Linked DNA regions of Mus musculus: regions 2 and 3 are each linked to region 1. The links are chromatin loops, found by intact Hi-C in ENCODE. Cell type or tissue: left cerebral cortex. All regions are shown on one strand. Each heading gives the region's core, and the rest is flanking DNA. Links, peaks and the distances in the headings are about the cores only. Region 1 has its middle 25 kb from the start of Gm52561. Region 2 overlaps Tgm3 (transglutaminase 3, E polypeptide). Region 3 has its middle 17 kb from the start of Gm39933.

Region 1 (9,919 bases), core at 1-8,000:
CAACAAACATGTGGTACATTTGAAGAGTGGACTATTATTCAGTTATTAAGAAAAAAATAAAACTATAAAGTTTGTAGGTAAATGAATGGAACTAGATACAAACATCCTGAGTGGGGTAACCCAGGTCCTTAAAGACAAATGCTGCATGGTTTCTCTTACATGTGGACACCAGCTTTGAAGCCTTAGATAACGCTTATTTCACTTAGAATATCCACAGAGGTTAGGTAGAACCTAATAGACCAAGGGAGAGGGGGCGATTGTCCAAGGCAGGGGAAATAGAATATTGTGTCATAGATGAATAAATGGAAAACTGGAATAGGAAGATTAAATGGCCATGAGCATGGGTGGCCAGGGTAACGGAGGGAATGTGGGTATGGACTACTAACAATAAGGGCCATTGAGAAGACATATGGAAAGCTATTACTCTAGAAGTATAAGTGGAATTTATATGGTGTTACCCTGTAATGTGGGAGATAATGGCCCATAGGCTTGCTACCCAGTAAATCTTTCATGTCCAGACGTGGATTGCACCTTGTTGAGTGATTGGACTAAGGAGTCTTATAGACTCTCCCAAACATTATAAGCTATCACCAAGGTTATTGATCACCCATCACAACCTGACAGTAAGACCCTAGTGCTGAATATAGCATGTTCTTATATAACCAAACATAGGAAAGATCTAACTGGTACCCAACTAGAAGATTCTCCTCTACTGAGTAGCTTGAATAGTGCTAAAAATACACGCTACCAGAAGAGAAAAGTTATTTTCAATCTCACAGAGCTATGAACTCTGTGTAACAATGACCTACCTGCAAGATATACTAATACAGCAGTGACATAAATGTCATGGAAATAATCAACCTTTTTTTTTTAAATTGGACTTAGGGATCATTTCATAAGATGGAATCCATACCTGACACTGTTATGAGACCGAGAACCTAGACTAGACAGGCCACTAGCCTGGAGGAAAACCAACTACTGTTATTCTTTTAAAGAATGCAGCAATAAAAATACTCATAATGGCATTGATATATTTGTAGATCAGTGCATCACTAAAGCCTCCTTAGAGATACTTCTTTGACAGAAAGTAACAGAGACCCACAATTGAACAATATAGAGACAGTGAGAGACTATGGAGAACTGGGCCTTAAATGGGATGATTTTATCAAACCCCTCCCCTCAAGGCTCAGGGATCTACACTGGTAAAGAAGCAACAACGTTGTAAGAGCCAGAGGTGTTCGATGATGCAAAGGAAATAATGTCTTCCAGGCACAATCGGCTTGATACACCGATGAACTCACAGAGGCTGTGACAGTATGCACACGGTTTGCACAAATTCAAGCCAGACAAAATTCCAGCATGGAGAAAGGGAACTGGGCCTGTGCTGGCTAGATTTAAGTAAAGTTGACACAAACTACAGTCATCTGAGAGGTGAAGACCTCAGTCAAGAAAATGCCTCTATAAGACTGAACCGTAGGCAAGCCTGGAGAGCAAGTTCTTCATTAATGATTGATGGGGAAGGCCCAGCCCATTGTGGGTGGAGCCACCCCTGGGCTGGTGGTACTGGGTTCTATAAGAAAGCAGGCTGGACCAGCCACAAGAAGCAAGCCAGTAAGCAGCACCCTTCCATGGCTGCTGCATCAGCTTCCTGCCTCCAGGTTCCTGACCTGGTTTCCTTCAGTGATAGACTACAGTGTGGAAGTTTAAGACCAATAAACTGTTTCCTACCCAACTTGCTTTTGGTCATGGTATTTCATCATAGCAAGAGAAATCCTAACTAAGGCCCAGAGTCCCTTAACTAAGAAGGTATTTGTAATTGTTATCTGCTAGGAGAGTGAAAATCAGTTTTCTCCAAGGGAGTGATATAGGATATATCAAACACACTCCATCGCAGGCCTCATGCTCAGAGGTAGCTGACCAACACAAAGTGAACGCTACATTTTTTTGTGTGCTTTGTTGTTTTGGTTTGCTGTTTTTGTCTTTTTGTTTTTGTGGGGGTTGAGAGAGAAAAGAAACACGTAGTTGGGTGGATAAGGAGGTGGGATAGATCTGGGAGAACTTCTGGGAGAGAAAAATATGATTAAGTCAGTAAATAGTAAGAAAAAAGTAGAAGGCAAAATACTGAGGGGTCATGAATTCTGGCTGTTATAGCCAGAGGCCCCAGGAGCCATTACATGAATTTATGAGCTAACAGAGACCCCAGGATGTTGGAGATGCCAGGACAGTGGGATGTCTGCCACTGAGACAGAGGAGCTGGCTGTTCTGAAGACAGCAGAACTGGAAATATGCAAACCCTTCAGAGCCTGGAAAATTCCATCATGTCCCTGATATGGAATATGGAGCTGAAGAATTTGCCTTGCTGGATTTGGGTAGTGCTTGGCTTGGGTTCCTTTGCCCATACTTTATCCGTGGGAGACGGGTATGTTCATGCCATATCATACAGGAAGTGTGAAGATTGTCTACTGATTTTGTAAGGATTCAGAATTAAGAAACTTCCTTGGGTCTCAGAAGAAACTGTTTTCTTTTACAAGATGATGGGTGATACCAAGCCATGTCCTTCCTTCCTTAGTCACCAGGGAATAATCCAAGGAGATCGGAAAAACAAAAGGCTATCAGAAGAGTGGGGAACAGTCTATAAATGTGGGGGGAAGCCATCCCTAGGGTAGCAGTGGGATGAACAGAGAGAGATGTTAAGAAGGCACTGCTCAGGGTTGGGGATTTAGCTCAGTGGTAGAGCGCTTGCCCTGGGTTCAGTCCTCAGCTCTGGGTGGGGGGTAGAAAGCACTGTTTTTCTCATCGCTGGGTGCTCAGCACTGGGCAAACGGCAGAGCAGAAGCAAGTTGCCATTTCAAAAATTCCAGCTGTGGTGGTAGCTTTGCAGTTACAGCCCCTCCGATTATTTATATCTCCTCTCCTATTTGCTCCCGCAATTCCTCTTTCTATTAACAGTCTTCTGCACTTTCTATCAACCTAGTCTAGAATCACTAGTCTTCCTCTGCCTTTCTCTTCCTATCCACTCATATCTACGATAACAAATATATTAGCATACAAAGTACTGTCAAGGTCCCTTTACATCCTAAAATGATTGGCACCCAGGTGATTTTTTTTTTTTACTTGACTACTATGCAATTTTTCTTAGAAGTACTACTGCTGAGTAGTGACTTTTGTGGCACTGTTCTCAAGGGAGTCCTGGGGATAGAGCCTGGATAGCAGTCCAGCAGTCTGAAAGTAACACATTAGCTTATTACTTTCTAACCCCTCTGCAACATTGCAAGCACTTCCACGGAAAGAAGAAAGGTGACTTAAATAGAAATTATAACTTAACTACAGTTGTGTGTATATCATCACAAACACAAGTAACATCAAAAACATATCTTTGAAAATTGACCGTCCCCATGGTAAAAAGGGACACAAATAAGGACTTATATGAAATTACAGACAAAAATTCAAAAAATATTATTAATAAATAAAAGTAGCCAGAGACACAAAAAACTCAGGGATGAGATCCAACACAGCACAAATATCTGAATGAAACAAGGAAGTAAAAAAAAAAAAGTGAAAGTAAAATTCAATATAAAGAGAGAGGAAATTTTTAAGGAAAATCAAATACTGAAAACAAAAAATTCAATAAGGCAAATAAGATGCTTAGTGGAAAGTCATACTAATAAAATAGGAGAAAAGTATATCAGGGCTCAAAACCAGGTAGAGGACTTACAATTCACTCAAGGATAGAGATAAGCTAATTAAAATGTACGATTGATGCAATGATTTTGAAAAGTATCTTGACTAAAAAAAAGTCCTGGCCCAGATGGATTCACTATCGAATCTATCAGACCTTCAAATAAGAGTTAATATCAGTGCTTCTCAAACAATTCCATAAAACAGAAAAATGCTACAGAACTATGTTTATGAAGCCAGAGTTATCTTAATTCCAAAGTAAGAATAAGACATAGCAACAACAACAACAAAGAAAGGTATAGATCAATTTCCATAATGAGCATAGATTTTTAAAAAAAACTTAAAATACTTGCTAACCTAATTCAATAAAACATTGAAAAGTTCAGTTGTCATGATTCAGGAAGCAGAGATACTTCAACATATGCAAACCAATACATTTAGGGCATCTCATAAATAGACTCAAAGACAGAAATCACATGGTTATTTCCATAGAAGCAGAGAAGACTGCTGACAAAATCTAGCAGCCTTCTATGGTAATAGCTCCGAGGAAAACACAGAAGAGGGAACAAACCTGAATGAATAAAGGCCTTGTACGACAAACCTGCATCCAATATTGCATCAAACTAAGAAAATCTCATAGCATTTCCACTAAAAACAAAGAGGACAAGACAGGGCTCCAATTTACCCTTGCTCGGTGTGCTGGTTGGCATCTAAGCTGGAGCGGTAACCAAGAGAAACAAAAGAAGACATGCAAATGGGGAAAAGAGAAATCAGAGGCTCCTTATTTGCAAACGCTCTGATTCTATATATGGCTGCTCCAGAAAACTCTTAGAAACGGATAGACACTTTCAGCCACCCACATGGTAGAAGAGAAAACTAACACACAAAGCTCTGTAGCCTTCCTATATACCAATAACAATATAATAAAGAACAATCAAGGGAAACAATCCTATTTACAATGGCTTCAGAACAAAACAAAATACCTTGGAATAAACTTACCCAAGGACGCAAACAAGCTCTATAATGAAAACTTTAAATCACTCAAGAGAGAAACTTAAGAAGATTCTAAAATGACGAAAGACTCCTATGTCCTTAAATTGAAAGAATCAGTATTGTGAAAATGGACATCTTTAACCGGTGGTGGTGGCCCATGCCTTTAATCTCAGCACTCAGGAGGCAGAGGCAGGTGGATCTCATTGAGTTCGAGGCCAGCCTGGTCTACAGAGTGAGTTCCAGGACAGCCAGGGCTACACAGAGAAACCCTGTCTCGAAAAAATTAAAAACTTTAATCCCAGCACAGACTGGCAGATCTGTGTGAGTTTGAGGCCAGCCTGGTCTACAGAGTGTGTTTCAGGACAGGCAAGGCTACATAGTAATATGTTGTCTTTAAATAAATACAAACTCCAATGTATTGAGGACCTTAAAACAACACCATAACCTCTGAAAATTCTAGAGGGAAAAGCAGGGGCACCACTTCATGATACAGGCAAAGTCAAGGTCATTTTGAGGGCTCATGTTGCTCATAAAAGAAGACCAATAAAATTTAAATGCTTCTGTACAAAGGAAGTTTTTAAAGATTTTAAATTTTCATTTATGTATGTGAGTACACTGTCATTATCTTCAGACAGACCAGAAGAAGGCAGCAGATCCTATTACAGATGGTTGTAAGCTACCATGTGGTTGGTAGGAGTTTGAACTCAGAACCTCTGGAAGAACAGTTAGTGCTCTTAATCACTGAGCCACCTCTCCAGCTCTATATGAAGCTTTTAATTGAATAAAATGGTAGCCTGAAGAATGGGAGAAAACCTCTACCTGCAGGATGTACAAAGAATGCAACAACAACAACAACAAAATTTAGTTTAAAAAATGGACTGAAGAGTTGAACAAAAAATATTAAAATAGAAAACACAAATATCCACTAAGTATTCTTTAAGTGTTGACATCTTTGGCTATCTTGGAAATGCAAATTAAAATTACTCTGAGATTCCATCTAAGGAGTGTCCCAATGTCATTATCAAGAAAACAACAAATGCTGGGAAGGGTGTGGAAAAAAGGAAAAGTCATTCAGTGCTGGCGGGAACACAAGCTGGGGCAGCCATCATGGAAATCAGCGTGGAGGTTTCCCAATAAGCTAAAAATAGGCACATGATCAAACTATGCCACTGACTAGGTGTCTAGCCGGACGACTCTACGTCCTATTCATAGATATCTGCTTATCTGTTTCTTTCAACTGTGTTCATAGTAAGAAGGAGATGGAATCAACCGAAATCTCTATCCATACCTGAGTGAATAATGAAAACAGGATGCATATACACAATGAAATCTAATTAGCCACAATGAGAAAAAGAATCATACAAGCTGCAGAAAAGTAGATGTAACCAGAAACGATATTAAGTAAGACTCAGGAAGACAGCCCGGCAGTGGTGGCGCACACCTTTAATTCCAGCACTTGGGAGGCAGAGGCAGGTGGATTTCTGAGTTCAAGGCCAGCCTGGTCTACAGAGTGAGTTTCAGGACAGCCAGGGCTACACAGAAAAAACCCTGTCTCGAAAAAACAAAAGAACAAAGACTCAGAAAGACAAATGTTCTTGCTCATTCAGATCTTAGCTTCTCACTTTCTATAGATTCATATCTTTGTGAGAGTGAGGGAGAACATGTTCCAGGAAGCCATAAAGGGGCCCGTAAGAGGAGAAATAATTACTTTCATCAGAAAATTACCCTGTAATTAAATCTCCTAGCTGGTATTTATTTAAAACCCAAAAGTTTGTGATTAGTTAGATTAGCTTCTGGCTGTTTCTGAAAAACGTTAAATTCCTGCTGATGCTCCTGTTAGAACTTCTGCTTAAGTTCTCGTGAGGTGGTTGGTTCAGTAGGTAGGACAGCTTGCCAGTGTGCCTTTTGACTTCAATCCCAAGCTCCCACATGGTAGAAAAGAAAGGATCATTTCTTTCATAAGACATAAGCTGTGCTCTGGCCTTCATGTGTGTGTCAAACACACACACACACACACACACACACACACACACACACACACACACACACACACACAGAGAGAGTAATAAATGTTGAAAGAATTCCTGTTTAAATTTACTTCCAGATATATTTCTTCCTCTGACCTGCAACATTACTTAATGTGATTCTCAATCTTCCTAATTAATACGTTTCCTCATGTTGTGGTGACCCCCAACCATAACATTATTTTCACTGCTACTTCATGGCTAAAATTTTGCTACTGTTATTAACTGTAATTGATATGCAGAATATCTGATATGAGACCCCCTAAGGGGGTTGTGACCCATAGGTTGAGAACCGCAGCTTAGTATGTTGTGGAATTCTGTAATGCTCATTTCTATATATCAACTCTTTCTGTTGCTTCCTTTATTATGATCTTTATGTCTTTCACCCTTCATTAATTCTTATTATGTAAATTTAAATCTTATAATAAAAATTTGACCAGAGCAACAACAGTGTGCAAACAGAATATGCAAGTTTTTTGAGATGCTATGAAAAGACTGAATCTATGAACCATGAACATAGAAAAGTTCCATTCCAAAGACATCAGAATATTTCCAGTAAAATTATAACACAAAATTTTCAAAATCTTGGGAAACAAATGTTCTTCCCAGTACAAGAAACATATATAACATAAACAGATAGGACCATAAGGAAATATCCCATATCTCAGAACAGTTAAAACACTAAATGCACAGAACAAATAAGTTGTAATCTTTTAAAGCTGAAAGAGAAAAACGCCGAATCACAAATAAAGGCAGGCTCATCAAAATAACAGCTATTTCTTGACAGAAACTTTAAAAGTCAAAGATCTTGGGGTGATGTACTTCAGTTCTGAAAGGCCACAGCTGCCAACACACACTATTAAACCTAACAAAACTATTGGCCGTAATTAAAAGAGAAAGGAAATCTTTCCATGATAAAAACAGGCTAAAGGAATTTTGACTACTAACCCACCTCAACAGAAGATTCTGGAAGAAACTCTTTGGACTGAAGAGAAAAACAAATGTATCTAAGAATCATCAGGAAAGAATGAACCATGCTAGAATAGTAGTTAAGCAAATGAGGATTGGGAAATTACTAAATACTACAAGTTGAAATGATACACACCTTTCAATAATAACTCTAAATGTTAATAGTCTCAATTTCCCAATGAAGAGGCACAGAATAGCACTTGGGTTAGAAAACAGGATATATGGATATATGGATATATATATATATATATATATATATATATATATATATATACATACATATACATATATATGTATATATATATATATACATATACACACACATACACACACAGTGTGTGTGTGTGTGTGTGTGTGTGTGTGAGAGAGAGAGAGAGAGAGAGAGAGACCAAGAAACAGACCTTACCATTAAAGTTACACATTCCCTTGAATATAAGGATTAAATCAAAGTATTCTATGAAAGGAACTAGGAGACAGGAAAGCAATATTGTTCTAACATTTGACAAAACTAGATAGAAGAGATTAAGAAGATCAATTCAGATCAATTAAAGAGATAGTCTATTAAGAGGTTATCACAATTCAAAACATGTATGTATGAGTGAGTATTTCATCTATAAACTCATATGTATAAATACAATGAACTTCATGTAATCTATTCTATTCTGCTATATGAATGACACACAACAATAGTAGACTATTAAAATACCCCATTCTTACCTTTAAACAGATCTTCCTAACAAAAATAAACAAAGAAACATTGGAATTAAATGACATCATAGATAAAAAATGGAGCTAACCTAAATATACAAATCATTTCATGTAAACATGACAGAATACCCTGCCTGAGAAGCCCATGGGACTTTCTCTCAAACAGAGCTATATATCATGACATAAACCAAGTAGCAGCAAAGACAGGAAATGTAAATAACTTCTAATACTATGATCACAAAGAAATAAAACTAGAAATCAATAGAAAGAAAATTACACAAACCCGTGGAGACTAAACAAAACATCTATCAAATGGTGAATGATCAATGGTGAGTGGAGTGATAAAGACATCAAGGAAATTTTTAGACTAGATTGCAGATGAAAACACAATGTATCAAAACATCTGGGAGACAGTGAATGCAGGCCTGACACAAGCTCATAGCTCCACTCACCCACATTTAACAATCTCAGAGACTGTCAATAGCTTAAGGATATGGAAAATCAACAAGCACAGCCCCAAATCAGTCAAAATAATAATTACAGTGGAGCAGAACACAAAGAATCAATGAAGTGAAGGGTTGGTACTTTGAAATGGTAACTAAGATTGATCCTTAGCCAAACTAATGAAAAGAAAAGGAAGATCCAATTTAATAAAATGGGAAATGAAAAAGCACCCAATTTAATAAAACTAGAAATGCAAATTTTAATATCATAAAAACATACTCTAAAAATATATTTTATCAAATTAGAAAATTCTAAAGAAATGAATGAATTGTTAAATGCCTATGACCTATTAAAGTTAAAATTAAAAGGGCACAATTTAAACAATCTTTAGAATAAGCAATGAGATTAAAATCATTAAACATACACACGTAAGTATACACACACACACACACACACACACACACACACACACACACACACCCCTTCACAACTAAAGATGTATAGACCCAGATAGTTCACTACAGGATTCTACCAGACCTTCAAAAGATAACAAAATAAAGCCGGGCGTGGTGGCGCACGCCTTTAATCCCAGCACTCGGGAGGCAGAGGCAGGCGGATTTCTGAGTTCGAGGCCAGCCTGGTCTACAAAGTGAGTTCCAGGACAGCCAGGGCTATACAGAGAAACCCTGTCTTGAAAAACCAAAAAAAAAAAAAAAAAAAAAAAAAAAAAGATAACAAAATAATCTCAAATCATTACAAAACAAAACAAAACAAAAAACAAAACAAAAAGAAAAGAAAACACCACCAAAATCATTTTACAAAAGCTGCACTGCTCTGGCATTGAGTCCATATAAAGACACAAGAGAGGAAGTTACAATAATAAAAAAACACATATGCAAATCCTCAATAAAATACTTGCAAAAAATTCAAGAACACACCAAAAAGGTCATTTACCATAATCAAGGTGCTTTTATTTTAAAGATGCAGAGCTGGCTCAACTTATGTTAATCAATAAATAAACCATAAGACAGAAATGATACTGTCATTTCAGTAAATACAGAGAAAGCTTTGGAAAAAAAGTCTAACACCCTGTCATGATAAAA
Region 2 (9,649 bases), core at 1,650-9,649, 57 kb before region 1:
CCAAAAGAGAAAGAGACAGAACTGTGAGGTTGCAAACAGAGTTATAATCCTCCTTTCTTCCATAGCTGGGGACCTCTCTGCAGTAGAGACTTAGGGCCCAGCTGCCCTCAGCCACCAGAGTCAGGGCTAGGTAGGAGTTCTGGGGAAAGTTTGGTGTTGGGAGCAAATGTGGATACAGATGCAGGTGCTGCCTTCCCCCATGGGAAGTGGGATGCGGGAGCAGCTTGCCTGGTGGGAAGGGAAAGGCTGGTGAGCACAGCACACTTGTCGATGCACATTCACTGGTGGGCAAGGGGATGTGAGCCTCCTGGGCCAGGAGCTGGCCTGAAGCCAGCATACAGTGCTTCTGTACTCTTCTAGGGCAGTGCAGCAGCATGTGAACCTCTTGGGCCAAAGCCGTGCTGTCTATGTTAGAGGGCAAATTGTAAACACCAGCTCCCAAAGACAGGCATCAGTGCCAGTGAAAGTCACTTTAGTCATTTTCCTTGTGACTCCCCCCCTGCTGTAATTCTGCAGATCAAACAACAGGAAGGAAAGGAAGGAAGGCAAGGATGACTTTTCCTTCACAGTCACCAGGGAGGCCTGAGCTGAGTATAAAGGGAGCAGGCTTTGGGCCAGATGTGAAGTGGCAATTTCTGTTTGGAATAGTTCCTGAAATTTGTAAAAATGAAACAGAACGGCCTGACTGGGACTGGTCAGAACATCTATGGGTGAACTAATGGAGTCTGCCTGAGACTATTTTGGTTGTTTGAGATAGGGTCTCAATAGCTCGTTCAAGCTGGTTTTGAACTCATGATCCCCTTGTCACAACTTCCCAAGAGCTGGGAATGCAGGTGTGTGCTCAGTTGCTGGGGGTTATTTCAACAGGCAAATGCTGAGGCATTGTGTTTGAGTTTGTTGAGGGCAACAGTGCTGTAGCTGGCTGACAAACACAGGCTCTTCTGGCTACAGGGAGCAGAGCCTGGCCCAGGGGAGTGCTATAGTTTGAGGGGGTTTGAGTTTTGACCGGAGGCTCATGAACTGGAAGCCAAGTTCTCAGTGTGGTTATGTTAAGAGGTGATGGAGAGTTTCAGGAAAGGGGTACCAGGCAGCCATTATGGGTACTGCTTTCCGGAGGGATACACAGTTCTTATGAGACCCAGTGTTATGAGAATGGATTGTTGTGACATAACAGCAGTGGCCCTACGTTCCTTTCTTCCTTTCTTGCCATGTAACTCTTTCCTCTTTTATATATGTCTACCAACTGCCATGATGTCCATATTAGAGCCACTGTCATCATGTTTCAACTTTCATTCCTCCAATTTGTGAGCGAAACAGCCCCCTTCTTTGGATATGGTCCAGCCCCAGATATTTCGGTAGGGCCACAGAAAATGGGCCAACACAGCAGAGAACAGTCCTGTGTGGGCAGATCCCACTTTGCCTTAAGTGTCCTGAAAAATACTTGGAAGTTCTTTCTCTTTCTGAGACCTGCACAAAGGTCCCAAAGAGTTTCCTAAGCACACACAGTGATTAGGGCAGAGGTTCTCAACCTTCCTAACGCTGTGGCCCTTTAATACAGTTCCTCATGTTGTGGTGACCTCCAACCACAAATTATTTTCATTGCTACTTCATAACTGTAATTTTGCTACTGTTACGAATGATAATGTAAATATCTGCATTTTCTGATGGTCGTAGGCAATCTCTTTGAAAAGGTCACTCAATCCCTAAAGGGGTCGGGACCCACAGGTTGAGAACTAGTGGCTCAGAGAACTACTGCCTCATTTCACTTGGGGCATTATGGCAAAGTTTTCTAGAACCAGCTGGCAGTGGTTCCCTATTTTTGCCCTTGAAGCCGCAAAGGGCTAACACATTTCCTGTGGACATCTGAGCCAATGGACAAGGCCTTCCTGAATCTGGGCTTTCTCTAGAGGAGGGGACCCCAGCCCCTCGCCCTCAGGCAAAGCAGCCGGTTGGAACTGGTGGTGTATGATTGCACTTGTTTGGCATTTATTTTGACTGTAAGGGTGCGAGTGGTGTGGTATGTGACTACTCCCTGCCTTCCATAGAGGCTGAGGGAGGAACAGGGTATCCATTTTGCAGGCTGGGATCAGCAAGCAGTCTAGGCTGCCTTCTTCCCAATTTGTGTTGAGCTCCGATGCTGCTCTGTCTGCAGCATTGCCGGCTATAAGGGATCAGTGGGGTCAAGGGTTCACAGAACAGGCCGTCTCCAAGGGAAGCAATCAGGAAATGTGCAAAACTGATCAAGTCCCAGACCAGGAGGGACCTGGCCTAGCTTGAAGTGAGGGGTGGGGGTGGGGTTGAATGGGGGGTTGGGGGACTTGCTAGAAGTCCATGTCTGGCAGCCTTGGGGACATGGAGGGCTTCTCAGGCTGGACAGCATAGGCAACAGTTTCACTCCACAGGAGAGCGCTGTCTGGTCTGTGTCACCGACGTCTGTGGGAGTGCTGCTGGGTCGGTCACTCAGAGACATCAATGGGCAGCATGGCCTTGATTGCAGGGAATTTATTGCAGGAAAAGTCAGCGAGCAGTTGCTTGGTGCCACTCCGAGTGGGGAAAATCTCAAATCGGATGCGGGACTTCTCCTTGGGGCGCAGGGATGGCACACTGGTAGGGAAGGGACAGAGATTAGTGTTGATGTGAAATCCAGAGGGCTCAGGCTACATGGGCCATAGAGGACTCCAAGTCCTGTTCTAGTGGAGTCAGGCAAAAGCCACTATTTCTTCAGCGCCCTCTAGCTGCCTCTCGGGGTGAGCTGGTTCCCTTTGACTCTGTGACAGCCAGCTAGGGAGGGGACAGGTAGTCTTATGGTCTCCCAAATACGCTAAGCCCTGGAGATCAGATTTTAGCACTTGCAATGAAGACTTCAAGTTCGATGAACTCCAAACCGAATGCAGATTCTTGAGTGCCAAGGCCCACAAAGAATGAATCTGCAAGGCCAGAGGGTACTCTGTCTGTCTACTACCTACAGGCTCTGGGTAGGCCCTCCTGCTCGACTCTTGTCCACCCCCACAGAGCTGCTTGGGCCCAGGACTTACTCAATCTTGAGGCTGCCACGCAGCAGGCCGCTGCCCTCCACCAGCAGCACGCAGTTATTCACCGGCTGGTCCAGGGGGTTGGAGAAAAGCATCTGCACGTTCACGGGCTTCCGCACATGAGCCTGTTCCAGCACCTGGAGGGAGCGCCCATGAGTTAAGATGCTAGGTATGTGGCCCCTGCCAGCTCCCCTGTGAGAGCTGAGCGTGATGATAGGGTGAGAGAGAGATGTGCCTAGGATGATGAAAGGATGGCCACTTCATTCAGCCCTAAGTACTAGATGGCATCCTAACCTCCATGTGGGGTAGTGAAACATTGCCATTATCCCCACACTGTATATGGGAAACAGCTCAGAGACCTGTGTTGTTCTCTGTGACTGGGAGCATATACAGAGACAAGCTCACAACCCCAGCTCAGTTAACCAAGAATGGGCAGCTATGGTTTCTGAGGACAGCTTGCTGCCAGCTAGTTTTCTTGAACCTCCTACTTAGTGGGTTTTTTTTTTCCTTAAAAAAATTTGGGGTGTGTGTGCACAACAGTGTGTGTGTGTACACTCAGGAGGCTGGAGTCACAGAAAAGGACAACAGGATCTGGGACCATATAAGTAACACAAACTTCTTACTCAGCCTGAAAGGTGAGGACTGTTGTTTATCTGCTAAGCATCGGCCATGATCTGGGCAGACATAGCTGGTGAGGAGGGATAATTAATTCTCTCCCCGCCTAGCAAGGAACAAATGACGTCACGGAAAGGGAAGAGAGTGTTTTGGAAATAGATGCTGAAATGGTGTGACTAGTACATTTCTCTCTTCCTTTGAGAACCCTGGAGGCTGTTGTGTTTGCTAGTTAGTTGTTTGTTTGTTTGATTTTCTTGTTAGTGCTCATGGCTACCACTGTATGGTGTAAAAGAGCAAGTTCAGACTAATTTGACAGCTTGGGAAACTCACACACTGGGAAACCAAAGGGTCTGCCTGGTCCTAAAGCCTAGACGAGTTTTTGACAGACATTGCAATATATCAGTACACAGTATATCACAGTACACTCTGAATAAGTGAAGCACATTACACATTGTGATTACTTCTTCTCTCCCTTGGAATTCAAAGTATATTAAATAATTAGAAGACAAGAGCATAGTTTTGTGCTGTTGGTATGCAACAAGACTATATAAATAGTACCATAGTCTTACTGTTGATGTTAAATGTCTACATCTGTATATTTAATTATCTTTGTTGCTGTTTATTAACCAAGTCTATAAACACACTCATTTATATTTTCAAGTGTCTGTTTCTTTATGGTTATATATTAACTTGGGTCTATAAGTGCAAGCAGCAGGCTGGATATGGAGTACTAGTCATGAATTTGGAAGACTCACCACTTTGGAAAAGGTCCCCAGGTTAGCCTATGTTAATTACTAATCAGTAGATAAGATAGTGGGATGGGACTGATGAGACAGTTAAATGAGATAAGAGAATTTTACCTAGAACATTATCATTTTCTATAGATTCCTTTCATGAGTTTGAACTTCTGACACTGCTCTGGGTGAACCACACATTGACTTAGTGGCCAAAAATGTCTCTGTTTTCTAGACTCTTGACATCAGGGAAGGGTGTGTTTGAGAGAGGGAAAGTTGGGTGTATCATTTATTTATTTATTTATTTATTTATTTTTGTTTTTTGAGACAGGGTTTCTCTGTGTAGCCCTGGCTGTCCTGGAACTCACTCTGTAGACCAGGCTGGCCTTGAACTCAGAAATCTGCCTGCCTCTGCCTCCCAAGTGCTGGGATTAAAGGCGTGCACCACCACTGCCCGGCTAAGTTGGGTATATCTTATAAAGATTGAAGGAAGTTTAGTACAGCCTTTACCGTGACAGCATCAGTGATAAAGATGTTAGAGTGTCTTTAAAGATAAATCAGATGTTATGCGGAAATCTAAAAATTGAATAGGAATATATGAATAAAAGATGACTATGTAAGGATGTTTGAGGATTAGGGAGTAAAATGGGGGGGGAACTAACTTAATTTAAATGCTCATCCTTTTAGGACAAAATATTTTTTATAGCTGAGCTGCTCACCACCAAGTATTGCTGTCACCACCAAGTATTGCTGTCACCTAGCTTTGGGAGTTGGAGAAAATACCCAGCAGTCCAACATCTTGCAGAGACGGACAGGGAGAGCTTCTTGGAAGCTCCTTGTGAAGCAAAAGAGGCTGCACCATGCAGGAGCACCATGCAGGAGCATCATGCAGGAGCACCGTGTAGGAGCACCATGCAGGAGCACCATGCAGGAGCACCGTGCAGGAGCACCGTGCAGGAGCCATCCAGGAACTGACAACAGCTTCCCTCTGGGAAAGGAGGGGTGGCAGCCCAGAGCCACAAGCTCGGCTGGAGCCATGGCCCGTGGAGGATGTTGTTTCTGTTTGATGAGGTTTATGTGGTGAGATGACCCCAGCAAAGCATTAACACTGACTATCAGACAGGGGCACAAATTGTTATACGAAGGTGTGCGTTCAATGGGACAAACGTTTAGAATGACCAGGCCTGATCTGTGAAGATCTGTCAAGCGTGGCTACCCTGAGGAGGTGACACCCTACAAGGAAAGCATCTCTTCATTCCTGACAGAGCTGAAGCAACAGGCTTAGCTAAAGGGCTTGCTCACTTCCCAGGCTGACAAATCCTGGAGCCCAGATACAAGGCCAAGTCTCATTAGGAGTAAGTCTCAAGGCTGGAATTACTACCCCATAGTGACTGTCTAGTCCTGAGGTGGGACCACCCCTGTCCTGAAGCACAGTGGACTAAACAGGACAGCAAAGCAGTATCTGCATGGGAAATGGGACCCTCTATCACAGTGAACACTCTGGGGCCCCTTTCCTGACACCAAAAACCCTAGAAACTAGGGGCACCTTAAGAGAGGTGGGATCAGGGTAGACACAACTACCTGGATCCTGTACCACGGGGACTCAGGAAGCCAGCAGTGGGATTATATAGGAAGAAGCAAGCACTATATACAGGTACAGTAGACAAAGTGTGACCAGATCCAAAAGGCTCTTATGTACATCCCTAGGGGAAAAAAACCTGCCTTTCCTGTTCACTTCTTCGTGGCGAGTGGGACTCTTGGAACTCTTGGGGGGGGGGGGGAAGGGAGGAGGGGGCGCCCTTCCCATCCTCTTACCTCCAGGGTCAAAGCAGGATTATCCAGGATGACATCCCGTTCCACCACCACCTCAGCCTCATCGGGCACCTTGCAAACAGCTGTGATCCGGATCATGTTGTCTGCCTTCAGGTATCTCTCATACTGAGAGTATGCGATCTTCACAGGATACTGTATTTCTGGAGGGAGAAGCGGGTAGTGGGTGGACTGAGCATGGAGCTGAGCTCTGGGATCCTCTCTAGAACGGAGTCGAGGTGGGCTGAGCTGGCAGGAGGCTCTGTATGTTGCCTATTGTTTTTAAAGCTTTCAGCACTCAGGTTTTGTGCAGTTTGTTGAGTTTGTGGTTTTGTTGGTTTTGGTGTGGATTTTTTTTTTTTTAATCGGGAGGTGGGAAGGGGCAGAGTAAGGGACAAGGAGGTTCCAGGATGCAAGCATGTAAGCTTGCATCCAAAACAGAGGGACTTGAAGAGCTGAGTGCGCTGCCCCTCCCAGGCCTGGGAAGTGTCAGAGGGTGAGTGTCCTCATAAGAGACAGGGAAGAAGGATGCTAACCTATTGTCCTCCCATGCCTGGGAAATGTCAGAGGGTGAGTGTCCTTGTAAGAGACAGCGAAGAAGGATGCTAACCTATTGCCCAATGGCAGTGGCAATCTGAGTGACAACACAGTAATGACTAGGCAGGGAGGCTGAGGCATTGGCTAAATGCTTCAGTTCTCTCAGTCATCTAATAAGCTGTGATCCTAGAGTGACAGTGTCCTCGGCTTCCTCCCCCTGGGCACTCCTGCTTCAGAGCTGTTCTAGGAAGGAAAAGGTTTTCTAAATCATGTCTCTCCTCCTGCGCTTCCCCACAAAAGCCTTCCATGATGTCTTACTGCCTCAAGGATAAAGTTCAGACCCTCAACTTGGCCCTGTCACAACTGTGCAAAAGGCACCTCCTCCTTAAAGACACCCCGCACTTCTTCATGGGTCTATACATATCAGGCTTGTTTCCGCCATACTTCTGACTTGTGGGTTTTCCCTTAATGGGATTTCCTCCTCTGGCTTCTCTTTAGGCCTCAAAGAGAAGCACCCTCCGTGGTGCTGGAGACAGAATCCAGGGCCTTGTGCACACTAAGCACATACTCTATCAGCGAGCTACGCTTTCACCCCGCAAAACCCTCCAACACTGCAGATCGTGGGGCTCTCCCTCTTCAGATGGTCTTGGGCATCGCTTTCCTTCCCCGGCTGTGCTCCATGGCCTTGAGGGGTAAGACAACTGGGAGAAGGTTCCCTCTGCTTCTACGGAGGGGATTGGCTACAGCAGTCCCTCCTACTAGGGAGAAGCAGTTCTCAAATCAGTTGATGCAGCCTCCTCAATGGTCTGACTCTGAAGCTCAGAGATGGAACAAGACTCACTCACATTTGTCCAGGAAGCGCCTGAGCGTCAGGCTCCAATGCCCACTCCACCTGCTTTGCCTTCCAGTCTGCTGGGGTTTTTTGTTTGTTTTGTTTTGTGTTTTAACAGAGGATGAAAATTTTTCCCCCTTCATATGGGATATTTTTGGTCTACAGAAATAGGTAGCCTTCTTGCCTAGCATCTGGGAGACCCTGGGCTCCCCTTTTTTTTTTTTTTTAATTTTTTAGGTGTCAGAGGTAAATAACACCAACAGTTGCTTCTGACACTGACATTTCTGCTGGAAGGGATGCTGCCTCTTAGCAGAGGTAACACAGCTCAATATTTCTTGGAATTCTTTCAGGACAGGCTATATAATTAACCAGTTTCTATTAATTCTTGATGTGAAGCAAATAGTCACCCCACCCTTGTCAATCTGCTTTGTCAGCCCAAACTTTTCATAACAGCGCCAGGATTTTGCCAATGCCGGCACACACCTATGTTCTAATCCCACAGAATCAGTCTCCTTCTGTTCTGCCTGGTTTCCTTCCCATCTCTGCTGCCCTGGAGCAACAAGTCACTGAACCTCCCAAATGCTTAGCTATCCAAGAAAACCTGTCACTGTCATCAGGAAAATTGTACCCAGAGCCTGAAAGCTATGGGCAACATGGGGCAAGGATTTAAGACTCTGGGATCTTTCAAAGACCACCCAAGGTCAAACCTACAACAGAACTGGGGCAGGGGGCAGTGAGAACAGGAAAACAGCTACAAAGCCTAGCAAACAGGAGGTGACATCAGGACACCAAGGACCAACACCTCAGCACTGGCCCTTAATCACCATGGCACAAGCGAGTCACAAGTATCCGAAGCCTTCTGTTCAATTCTATAACATGAGGCTTGAAATCACCCCTTTTTAAAGAAGGTCAGATGAGGTTACATTCAATCTGAAAATCATGCAGGGTGGCATAAACCTGTACAGGGCACTGTGATGTGGCTATGAACTGCTGAAGCCTCCCTTCTTCCTTTGCCAGGGCACAACAAACATGGAGTTACCACCACAGTGACTGTCCTTGCTCATAAGACAGCAGCTTCCAGAACATCAGAACTAAGGCTTTACCCATGGAGGCTGTTCACTACTCTGCCCACAGTCAACCGACTCACGGGAAGCAGTAGGATCCCATCAGTGAGCAACTCTTTTGGGCCCTAGATTGATTGAGTCCCACCAACTACAGGATGAGTCAGTTACCTTCTTCAGGATCCAAGGATATTGTGGCTGAGTCCTTCCACACTTCGTGGACAAGGGTACCATTGTAGACGATGGTCCAGGCTGTCATGTTCATCGTCACTGTCTTCCTGTCATTAGTCATGTTTTTGAGCATCAGGGACAGACTGACTTCTTTGCCTACTGCCAGTATCCCCGTGACCTTGAACTTCCCAGAAATGCTGGGCTCCTTGTCTTCCCCTTCTGGATTCCTCGAAGATGTTGCGCCGAAAGATGCGTTAGGTTTGAGTTTGTCCAAAGCCTTTTGGTGCACTTGTCTTTCCTCACTGGAACCTGTGCATTGGCGAGGGAAACAAAAACTAAACAAGGGTACCTCAGAGATATAGCTGCAATTCAGACAATGGACAGTGCGACCCGCCTGGAAAGTGGCCTAGATCTAACATTGACACTACTTCTACCTGTCCAAAATGCTCCCAGCAAGGGTCTAATCTTGTCAGGTCTCCATTAACCCTTCTTAGTATAAGGCTTCCAGGCCAGCTGGGCTGTGGTCCCTTTTCAATCAAGTCTATACCCTTGGGAAGCCACTGAGAAAGCTAGGTCAGTTTCTGCAAACATTACTATGGGGCTTCATTATTTCCTTGTTTTAAGTTAGTTTTTTTTTTCATTTTCTACCTCCCTTCCTCCCTCCTTCCTTCCATCTCTTTCTCACTTCCTTTCTCGTTCTTTGACTGGAAGGTCTTTTCCTGAGACTTGAAGAACAAACCGATCATTTAAAAGCAGACAACAAAACTGAATGGAGAGAATTGAGAATGAATCCATAAGCAAAGCCAGACTCAGGAGGAAGAACTCCAAATCCCGTCCCCACGTTCCCCAGGCTGTGTC
Region 3 (9,986 bases), core at 1,094-9,093, 74 kb after region 1:
GTATTCTAGGCCACCGTAGAGAGCACCATCAGTGGACTGTGAGGCGCTCAGCAACTGAGATGTCCACAGAGCATCTGTCTTTTGAGCATTTTCAGTTAATTCACATAAACACTTCTTATAATCCCATGCAGTTATAAACGTTTAACAGACATCTCACCAAGCAGCTAACAGTTGGCTGATACAGGGTTCTACTGGGTAAATCTTCTCCAGTGAGGATGTTCCAGGAGCAGACCCAACCCACATCCTCTGTGGCATCCCTCAGCTGGGACAGGCCAGGAGGATGACTCTGGCAGAGATCCAGAAGGTTCTTGAGAGCTGCAGCGCTGACAGGCAGCTCAGCAACAGACTGAGTGTGAAGAGGCGTGAGATGCCATATCTCAGGAACACGGCCGTGTGAAGCTCGGGGTCACTTCTAAAGTTCTAATACCTGTGTTACTTTGTTTAGCAGTAGCTTTGTGCTATTGGGGCTCGCAGCTTAGAACTGGCTCAGTAACATATCAATGCCATCTTGGGGTTAGCTCATTAGCATATTGAAGCCTGTCTTGGGCTTGGCTCATATCTGAGCTGTCTGGACTGGATCATTATCTGATATGTTTATCAGAGCTTGCCCTGGAGCCTGCTGCCACTCTGAGCTGCCAGGTGGCAGGCTCCTGTCTTGCGTGCTCTACATTATTCTAAGTCACACAAAATGGTTTTCAAGTTGTACATGGTTTCACGTATGTTCCTAACAACCACAAATGAAGTCTTTCTAAATCTTAAAATAATAATAATAACAACAATAACAATAATAATAATCTTTTGAAATCACAGTGCAATGAACATAGAAATCAAAAATAAAAGAAAAACCACAGAAACCATAGATACATGGCAGTGGGACAATATACTTTTTGTTTTAATGGATGGCTTGTCTACATGTATGTCTGGGAACTGCATGTGTGTCTGGTTCCTGAGGAAGCCAAAAGAGGGCTTCAAATCCCTTTGACTGGAGTCAGAGACAGCTGTGAGCTGCCATGTGGGTGCTAGGAGTTGATCCCAGAGCCTCTAGGTAAGCCACTGGTGCTCTTAATCACTGAGCCATTTCTCCAGCCCCATGGGCAACATATTCTTGAATGAACAGTGGCTAGTTAAAGAAATAAAACAAGAAAATTAAAAAATTCAATAATCAGTGAGACTGACGGCATACAGCAAAGGCAGTTCCAGAAGGCAAGTTTATAGCTTTCAGCACTAAGAGTAACAGGGAATCAGAAAGATCTCAAACAACCTGATAATAAACCTCTAGATCCTAGAGAAATGAAGAACAATCCAAACATGGAAGTAACTGATGGCCAGAAATAATAAAAACCATAGTAGCGCCGGGCGTGGTGGCTCACGCCTTTAATCCCAGCACTTGGGAGGCAGAGGCAGGCGGATTTCTGAGTTCGAGGACAACCTGGTCTACAAAGTGAGTCCAGGACAGCCAGTGCTACAGAGAAACCCTGTCTCGAAAAACCACACAAAAAAAAAAAAACCCAAAGAACAAACAAACAAACAAAAAAGTAGAAATTCATAAAGTGGAAACTAAAACAAAAAACATTTAAAATTGACCCAATAAGGCAATTTTTTTCTTTGAAAAAAAAAAAGAACAATATTAACACCTAACTTATCTAACCAAAGTGAGAGACAAAAGACCCCAATTGATAAAACAGAGATGAAGAGAGAAGTTACTAGAGATTCATTTTGATGAACAGAATCCTTGGGGAGAAATTTGAAAACTTAGATTAATCAATTCCCAGATACATACGACCTACCGAAATTAAATCAAGAATATATAAACAACTTAGATGGACCCATGACAATCAATGAAACTGATACAGTTATGAAAAGTCTCCCACAAAACAAACAAACAAAAAAACAGGATGAAAAAAGGACAAAGTCAAATTATCCCTGTTTGTAAATGGCTTGCTCCTATACTAAAAAGGTCCTAAGGACCCCTACCAGAAAACTTTTAGATTTCTTAAACACTTTCAGCAAAATAAGAGAAGACAAAAATCACTTTTGAATATGCTAATGACAAGCTTGCTGAGAAATAAAGTAGGGGGAAAATCCCATTCACAATAGCTTAAAAGAAAAAAAAAAAACAAGATCTAGACAAACTCTTAGTCTGTACCCAATCATGAAGTGAAGGACCTCTACAACACCTTAAGAAGTCAGAGACATTAGAAAATGTCAAGTCCTTCTATGCTCGTGGATTGGATGACTCATTCTTTGGCTACACAGCAAGTCCAAGGGCCATCTGGGACACAGGAGATCTTGCGTGTGCACACTCGCACACACACACACACACACACACATACACGCACACACACATATGCCAATGAGATGACTCAGTAAGGAAAGGCTGTCAAGCAGAATGGCCAGAGTTCAGTCCCCAGGACTCATACGGTAAAAGGAGAAAACGGACTTGCTTGAGTTGTCTTCTGACTGCCGCAAGAGCCCAACAACACATGAAGGATGTGATAATAAAGAAAATTCTTTAAAATTCACACTGTTGAATAATCAAAGCTATGGATGTATGAAAAGCCTTGTGGAAGTCCTCTGCTCTGTAAGAGCTGTGACTTGGATGAGAATGTCCTTACAGGCTCAGGTACTTGAAGACGTGGTCCCCTAACAGTGGCACTGCTTGGGGAGGTCCCGGAACCTCTAGGAGGCAGAGTCTTGCTGAAGGAAACATCTCACTAGGCACTGGTGGCTTTTGGGAGTTGTAGTGTGGTCCCACTTGCCATCTGCTGTTTTCAGCAGGTTGAAAATGTTTCTCTTATCACCCTGCTCTGGCTACCTGCTGCCATGCCTTTCCTTATTATGAACTCTGACCCTCTGGAGCCATAAGCTCAAATAAACTCTTCCTTCTCTAAGTTCCCTGGCCATAGGAATTTGCCATACCAACAGAAAAGTAACTAATATAATAAGCTAATATATTTATGAATACATATTCAAATTTCACATATACATATTTTAATTGAGTTACTCTTTATGTGAAGATAATATTTCCCCCACAAGTCAGTAAGCAGCACCCCTCCATGGGCCCTGCTTCAGCTCCTGCCTCCAGCTTTCTGCTCCATGGGCCCTGCTTCAGCTCCTGCCTCCAGCTTTCTGCTTGAGTGCCTCCCCTGATTTCCCTTCATGATGGATGGAGATTTGAAATTTTAATAAAGCCTTTCCTCCCATGAGTTGCTTTGGATAATGCTATTTATCAAAGCCACAGAAAGCAAACTAGAACCAAAATTGGCATGTCAGTTGGGTAGGCTATTGCTGTGACAGACCTGACCATGTTGTTTTGGGAGTGATTTTAGAAAGGTTTGGGTTAGAAAAACTATTGAGTTATAAGAGTGTAGTGGGCTCTTATATGGAAGCTTATAAGCTAAGAATGTTGAAAGAAATGCAGGCAATAGAGGCCTGGTTTGTGTATTTTCAGAAAGAGTCTATTGGTCTGTTTGTGTGATATTTTCCATTAAAAATCTGTATAATGTGAAAAACCTGTCCTCTACTGAGGTCATGGATGCTACTTAGCTGGGGCACAAAGATCAGCTGTGAATAATAAGAGACCAGAATCACTGAGGAAAGACCTTCTGGAAAGTATTTCCTCAAGGTCAGCACACAGATGCTGTGGTCCAGAGGGGCTGCACTTCAGTCTGGCCGCTGAACTTGGTAACGTGCAAGTCCATCATGAAATGTCGACTTTGACAACATGGAAGCTTTTAGGACTGAACAGGTCATAGAGGGAAGCTGAGGCTTGGGCTTAGTACACGTGTCAAAGTCAAAGTTCCAAAAAAGAGGTCATTAGTGGAGGTACAGCCTCAGTTGCAATGTAGACCCCAGGAGATTAGAGATCCTAGTACTATAGGATGCCTACCAAAGTCAGGGTCAGGTATCCAGGCAGAGCTGCCCTGAGCCTGTAAGCTGTGACGTCCAAGTTGGAGAAGTGGAGCTAGCTGGCAGAGCTTTTGGACCTAGAAGATCACGAGTCTCAGATGTTGGACACTGAGTTACCCTTTTGGGCTTTACTCTTTCCTATACCCAAATTCTTTCCTTTTGTAATAAGAAAGCATAAAACTTGGTTTTTATTTTATAGGAGCCCGTGGCTAAGAGACTTTGAACATTTAAATAGACACTGAAATTGAAAGTATGGGTATTTTGAAACTTGTAAAAGCTGTACTTTTTTGTTTACCATAGTGATGTGAGATATATTTGCGTGTCTAGTTGACAAAGGATGGGGTCTTCTAGTTAGCTTCAGCTGTCAGCTTGACACAGCTCAGAGTGATCTGAGGGTGTCATCTAAAGGACGGCTTCCATCAGATTGGCCTGTGGACATGTCTTTATTGCTAATTGATGCAGTGGGGCTCACCCCACTGTGGGTGTTGCCGTCTCCAGGAAGGTGGGCTGGGTTGGATCAGAAAAGCAGGTGGAAGAGAGCCAGACAGCAAGCCCATAAGCAGCACTCCACAGTCTCAGCTTCAGTTTCTGCTTGCGGGTGTCTGCCTGAGTTCCTGCTTTCACTTGGAAATTGCCACAGTTCATTTTCGTCACGGTGTTTATCGCAGCAACAGAGAAAACTGGGACAGGCAAATAAACCCTCCTTTTGGTGAGGATATTTTTCTCACGACACCAGAAACGAAACTAGGACTTCTTGTTGTCCTCCACCAGAAAGACCATAAACCTAAATACAGACCTTATTTTCCTGGCTCTCCTTTGTCTAGGGATGGTCACGTACCATAGCTTTGGTCATGCAGTCGCTGACTGAGTGGAGTTTGATAGTGAGTTCTGAGGAAGCTTCTGATTTCCTGATGAAATGAGACAGACTCAACACATCTCTCAAAATGGCAAAATCTGAAACGCCGATAATACCAAACACTCTGTAGGAAATGTAAGGGATATACTGTATTTTCTATCAAAGGCTTCAATGAGACAAAAAAAAAATCATATAAAAATTGTAAAGAAGCCATTTGGAAGAAATTCAAATTCCTCTAGGGTCAGCTGTAAGAGCCAAAGTTATGTTTCAAGTGTTTTAGTTGTAATTACTATGATTCAGAGACCCATGAAACAAAAATGCCTGCAACCTGGAAACCCAAGGACAGAGATTTCCTGAAATGCTGGAGGTTATTATTTACTGGAGGTCACACATATGTTTGCTTGACCCAATCTCGGGGACATGATGGCCACATACAGGTGGGAAGTACGTGGGCAGGAAGTGCGTCAGGATATATGCTTGTCCCTGATTGGACATGACGGGAAATAGGGCAGCCTTATGTGTTTGCCTCCATAAGCACCTGCAAAATGTGACTTGTGGACATTTTCTAGGAACCCCAGAATGGATCTGGCCAGAGTCTGTCATCCTGGCCAGTATTTAATTAAAGCTTGCTTCACAACTGTGGTAGCAGCATAACTCTTGACTAGTGGATTTAAACACAGCCCTTCTTGAAGTCAAAATACATGCTCAAGATTGCACAAGGTTCTAAAGATTGCATTCTGCTTACTGGCTGTTTATTATCCAATCTTGTAAGAATGTCAGGCTGAGGCTTGGACCACTCAGAATGAAGCAAAGAACTCAGTTGCTTGGGGGGGGGGAGAACCAAAAACACAGACACCCCCCCCCCCAATGTGTGTGCTTCCCTGCTTAGTTTGGCATTGATTTGGGGTGGCTATGGACTCTCCTTCAGAAGTAAAATTTTTTTGCCTTACCTAAATGTTTAGACTATGTAGTCATTTTCTTGGAACTCCAGAGCCATTTCTAGCACCTGAAGCTAATTCACTGATGGAGTTGAAGAGTTTGACAATTTCAAACAAAAATAAATATAATCTTAGCAACACTCAAAGGATTTGAAACACGACCACAAAAATAAACTGCACATTGAACTGGTCCTGGTGCTATAATGCCTACGATGTTAGTACCGAGGAGGCTGAAGGAGGGGGGTATGAGCCTGAGATCACCTTAGCTCCACAGCAAGACTGCTAAAAAACAAAAACAAAACAAAACAAAAACCCAAGCAAGCAAAATAAAATCTCATGCACATAGATGTTCCTAGCACAATTTACCCATAATTGCCAAAACTTGGGAGCAATCAAGATGCTTTTCCTTTCGCTAGGCACACGGCAAACACACCATCTGGAAAGCTGCAGGAGGCATGAGTTTCGGCTTCTGGACTCTTTAAGATTATGTGACTCAACGACGATTCCTGAAGCATCAAATCAGAAAGCCAGACACAAGCCGCGTCTGGTAGTATAGAACTGCAGTTCTAGCTACCCAGTAGGCTCAAACAGAATTGCAAGTTCAAGGGCTGCCAGAACAACTTAGTAAAACACGGTCTCAAAACACAAAGTAAACCAGCCCTGAAGTGTAGCTTACTAGTAGAGCACTTGTTAGCATGTGTGAGGCACAGGGCAGGTGTAATCCCGAGTTCAGAAAGCCAGAGGACGGGGAGGAAGAGGAAGAGGGCTAGACAAGGTCATTGAACTTGAGAAGGAAAGGAGGTAACTGATCTTAACACAGTTTCTGAGACAATGTTCAGTAACTGTTAGCTGCCATGTGAAATTCACTATTATGAGGACTTCTTGGCTGGGTTTTCTCTTTCCTTTAACATTTCCTAAGCCGATATGATATGGCAGACATTAAAAAGACCACGAAAAAGACTACTGTCTTTTGTGAGCTATTAATGCAATAGTCATGGTGACAGTACATTGCTGTTTTGTTTTGCTTTTTAAGGCAAGGGTTTATTTTTCTACATCCATAGTTAAAAAGGGGGTTGTTATTTTGTGGGTACCTGTTATGTAACAGGTAATTATGAATCCTTCAACAGCAGTATCTCACTTCATCATTACAACAGGCTTGTGGGGTTTTTTGTTTGTTTTAGAGATGAAGAAAATCTAACTCAGATATTTTTCTCAGGTCACACCACAAGTCGCATGCCACAATGTCACACACCTCCGGGAAACTATTAGTAATCCTTTAACCTAGTAGATTAATCTTAGGATAAATAGAGATTTCGCTCTCAAGTGAGGGAAGGCCTCCTGAAGCACAAATCCAGATGTTCTTGATCCAGTTAAGGAAAGGGGGAAATCCAGGAAGTTCACGGCTGGGTAATCCCACCCAGGTCAGATTTCGGCAACAGTGAGTTTTAGATTAGCTGCCAGCTGGGCTAGAAGAAGGCTTTAAAGGATAAAGCTGGAGTTCCTTGTTTTTTATTTGTGGTGGAAACGGTTTCGCTGTACCCTCAAGCACACTGGCGTTTTATTGACTAGAGATTAAAGTGCACGTCAGGAAACTTCCTCTCCAATCTCAGGCTCGCACGCACGCACGCACGGCACCAGCGCCTGTCACGGTCTCAGCAGCCATCACTTGTTCCTGCTGTTCCTGATGAAGAGATCATTTTTACTGAATACACTGCCTTGACAGTAGAGGCTAAACGCAGCTAATACCCTTCGTACAGAGAACCCTAAGGATGGGTGCGGAACCAGTAGAACCTATTCAACTTCACACAAAGAACCAGCTGCACAAAGTCCACCTGACTCACAGCCCAGACATTTTTAAGGGCATTATATGGCCTCTTTCAGCTGTGTAAAAGTCAAAAATTCTGAGAAGAAATGTAAGCAAATGCCGGTAAGGGGCTGAAAGTTCTGGTGGAGGCAGGAATAAAAAGCAGTTCTTTCCAGCTTTACGAGGCAAGCAACAGTGATATCAATTTGCTGGGTGTCCTGGTTAGGCTTTCTGTTGGTGAGATGTGACACCGTGACCAAAAGCAAGTTGGGGGAGGCAAGGGTTTCTTTGGCTTCTGTTTCCACATCCACAGTCCCTCACTGAAGGAAGTTAACCTAGGAATTAAAACAGGCAGGAGCTGATGCATAGACTGCGGAGGAGTGCTGTTTACTGACTTGCTCTTCATAGAGTGGTCTGCCTGGTTTGTTTCCTTCCTTCCTTCCTTCCTTCCTTCCTTCCTTCCTTCCTTCCTCCCTCCCTCCCTCCTCTTCCTCCTTCCTTACTTTCTTTCTTTCTTCCTTTCTTTCTTCCTTCCTTTCTTTCTTTCTTTCTTTCTTTCTTTCTTTCTTTCTTTCTTTCTTTCGATATTTTCTTTATTTACATTTCAAATGTTATCCCTTTTCCAGGTCTCCCCTCCGGAATCCCCCATCCCATCCCCCTCCCCCTGCCTCTATGAGAGTGTTCCTTCACCCATCTACCCACTCCTGCCTTCCTGCCCTGCATTCCCCTACACTGGGGCATCGATCCCCCTCAAGCCCAAGGGCCATTCCTCCCACTGATGTCTAACAAGGCCATCCTCTGCTACATATGCGGCCAGAGCCATGGGTCCTTCCATGTGTACTATTTTGTTGGTGGTCCAGTCCCTACGAGCTCTGGGGGAATCTGTGGACCTGGTTTCTTTTTTTTTTTTAATTGGGTATTTATTTTATTTACATTTCCAATGCTATCCCAAAAGTCCCACCCACGCTCCCCCACCCACTCCCACTTCTTGGCCCTGGCATTCCCCTGTACTGAGGCATATAAAGTTTGCACGACCAATGGGCCTCTCTTTCCACTGATGGCTGACTAGGCCATCTTCTGATTCATATGCAGCTAGAGACACGAACTGGGGGGGGGGGGTATTGGTTAGTTCATATTGTTGTTCCACCTATAGGATTGCAGATCCCTTCAGCTCCTTGGGTACTTTCTCTAGCTCCTCCATTGGGGGCCCTGTGATCTATATAGAATCCAGGACCACCTGGCCAGGGATGGTAGCTACCTACTCACCATGGGCTGGAGCCTCCTCCAAAAACCACCAAGAAAATGCCTTACAGCGGGATCTTATGGAGGCATTTTCTTAATTGAAGTTCCCCCCTTTCCAGTGACTCTAGCTTGTGTCAACTCGACATAAACTAACCAGCACAAAGTGTAATAATGCAGAACTTAAATAGCATTTACTGCGTGCCTACTGTTGTTCTGGGGACTTTATAATACTGTCCTAATTGTGTTAGAGGTACTATTGGCCTTATTTTTCAAAGAGGCAAGGTTAACTTTAAGTGCAGAGGGGCTAAGTGACTTGTTTACAGGAATCTAGAAGCAACAAACATTTACTGAGTCATGCACCAGAAACTAAGCCCAGGAAGTATATACTCTGTCCCATTTCCTTGCTTAATACTCAAAGTAGCCTTAAGATATTACTATCATTGTCGTTTCTTTCGGATAAAGCCTGAGCCCAGAGACCATACCCTTAATCACACACTAGGTTGCCAAGAGCAGGGGAACAAAAACAGACTGAGAGTGAGTGGACTCGGAATACCATAGAGATCTAATGTTGATCTCAAGGAGCCAGGATTGCAGCCCAGAACCCAGGGCAGAATGCTGTGCTTTTGAGCTACTGCTCTCTGCCCTTCGCGAGATGCACTCATGTTCTATGCCCTCCGCACACCGAAGCTGAAGCCATCGCCACCTGCGTGAGCCACCCTAACCAGGGGAGGAAACGCGCCAGCCACTAACACCTCCTTCACCCCTCTCCTGGACGCAAGTATTTCCCCACACCCGCAGCCTTTCGCACATCCCTCCCTCCTCAGCAAGCTATGGTGAACCCAAGCCTCAGTTGCCATGGTGAAGGATGCGTGAGGAGCCGGAAGAGGTGGGGCCATGACCAGGACCCTCGAAGGGTCAGTAAAGCCGGCTGAGATGCCTTTGAGTTGCCATGGTGATACAAGCTCCCTACAGGCGCGGGAAGGCGCTCTTGGGTAGCAGTCTGTTCTCTTAAAGAGGCAGAGAAACTTGGCTTAGTCCTGGGGTTGCCATGGTGATGCTAGAGTGGCGCCGAAAGAGGCAAGGTCCGCGGCCCGCAGGGTCGAGCACGCGCCGGGTTTGATATTCTGTTTACTGTTCCTGGGAAGGCTCCCGGCTTTATCATAATCCTACTAACGACAAAAAGTCTTGATGGGGCAGCGACTCTTCCTGGGCTCTGCCAATTCCAGATTGAATCGAC

Evidence for each region. Hi-C counts contacts between places; a loop is a spot of excess contacts. Peaks named below come from ENCODE experiments on the same cell type or tissue, not always from the same donor. Only the 100,000 strongest peaks of a DNase experiment are listed, where the experiment ranks them.
Region 2: it touches region 1 in a loop (4-fold over the local background); 3 of 42 quality-filtered maps call a loop at or near these places.
Region 3: a loop joins it to region 1, with 4 times the contacts of the local background. A loop is called at or near these places in 5 of 42 quality-filtered maps.

The regions. Positions count from the first base shown.
Region 1 is chr2:129,982,278-129,992,196 of GRCm38, reverse strand. It overlaps a transcript of Tgm3 not described here. Among named protein-coding and RNA genes, the nearest start is that of Gm52561, 25 kb to the left of the region's middle. In left cerebral cortex, for the core only: no CTCF peak of the experiment used is centred there; DNase peaks (open chromatin) are centred at 2,351 and 4,363; H3K4me3 peaks cover 645 bases; H3K27ac peaks cover 3,979 bases.
Region 2 is chr2:130,041,208-130,050,856 of GRCm38, reverse strand. Tgm3 (transglutaminase 3, E polypeptide) reads right to left here. Exons shown (of 13, transcript NM_009374.3): 10 at 8,792-9,100; 11 at 6,197-6,354; 12 at 3,036-3,169; 13 at 458-2,604. The coding sequence ends at 2,457. Among named protein-coding and RNA genes, the nearest start is that of Mir6339, 30 kb to the right of the region's middle. In left cerebral cortex, for the core only: a CTCF peak has its summit at 2,745; DNase peaks (open chromatin) are centred at 2,783, 3,696, 5,183 and 6,388.
Region 3 is chr2:129,908,936-129,918,921 of GRCm38, reverse strand. No RefSeq gene overlaps it. Among named protein-coding and RNA genes, the nearest start is that of Gm39933, 17 kb to the right of the region's middle. In left cerebral cortex, for the core only: no CTCF peak of the experiment used is centred there; DNase peaks (open chromatin) are centred at 4,491, 5,212 and 6,175; H3K27ac peaks cover 3,166 bases.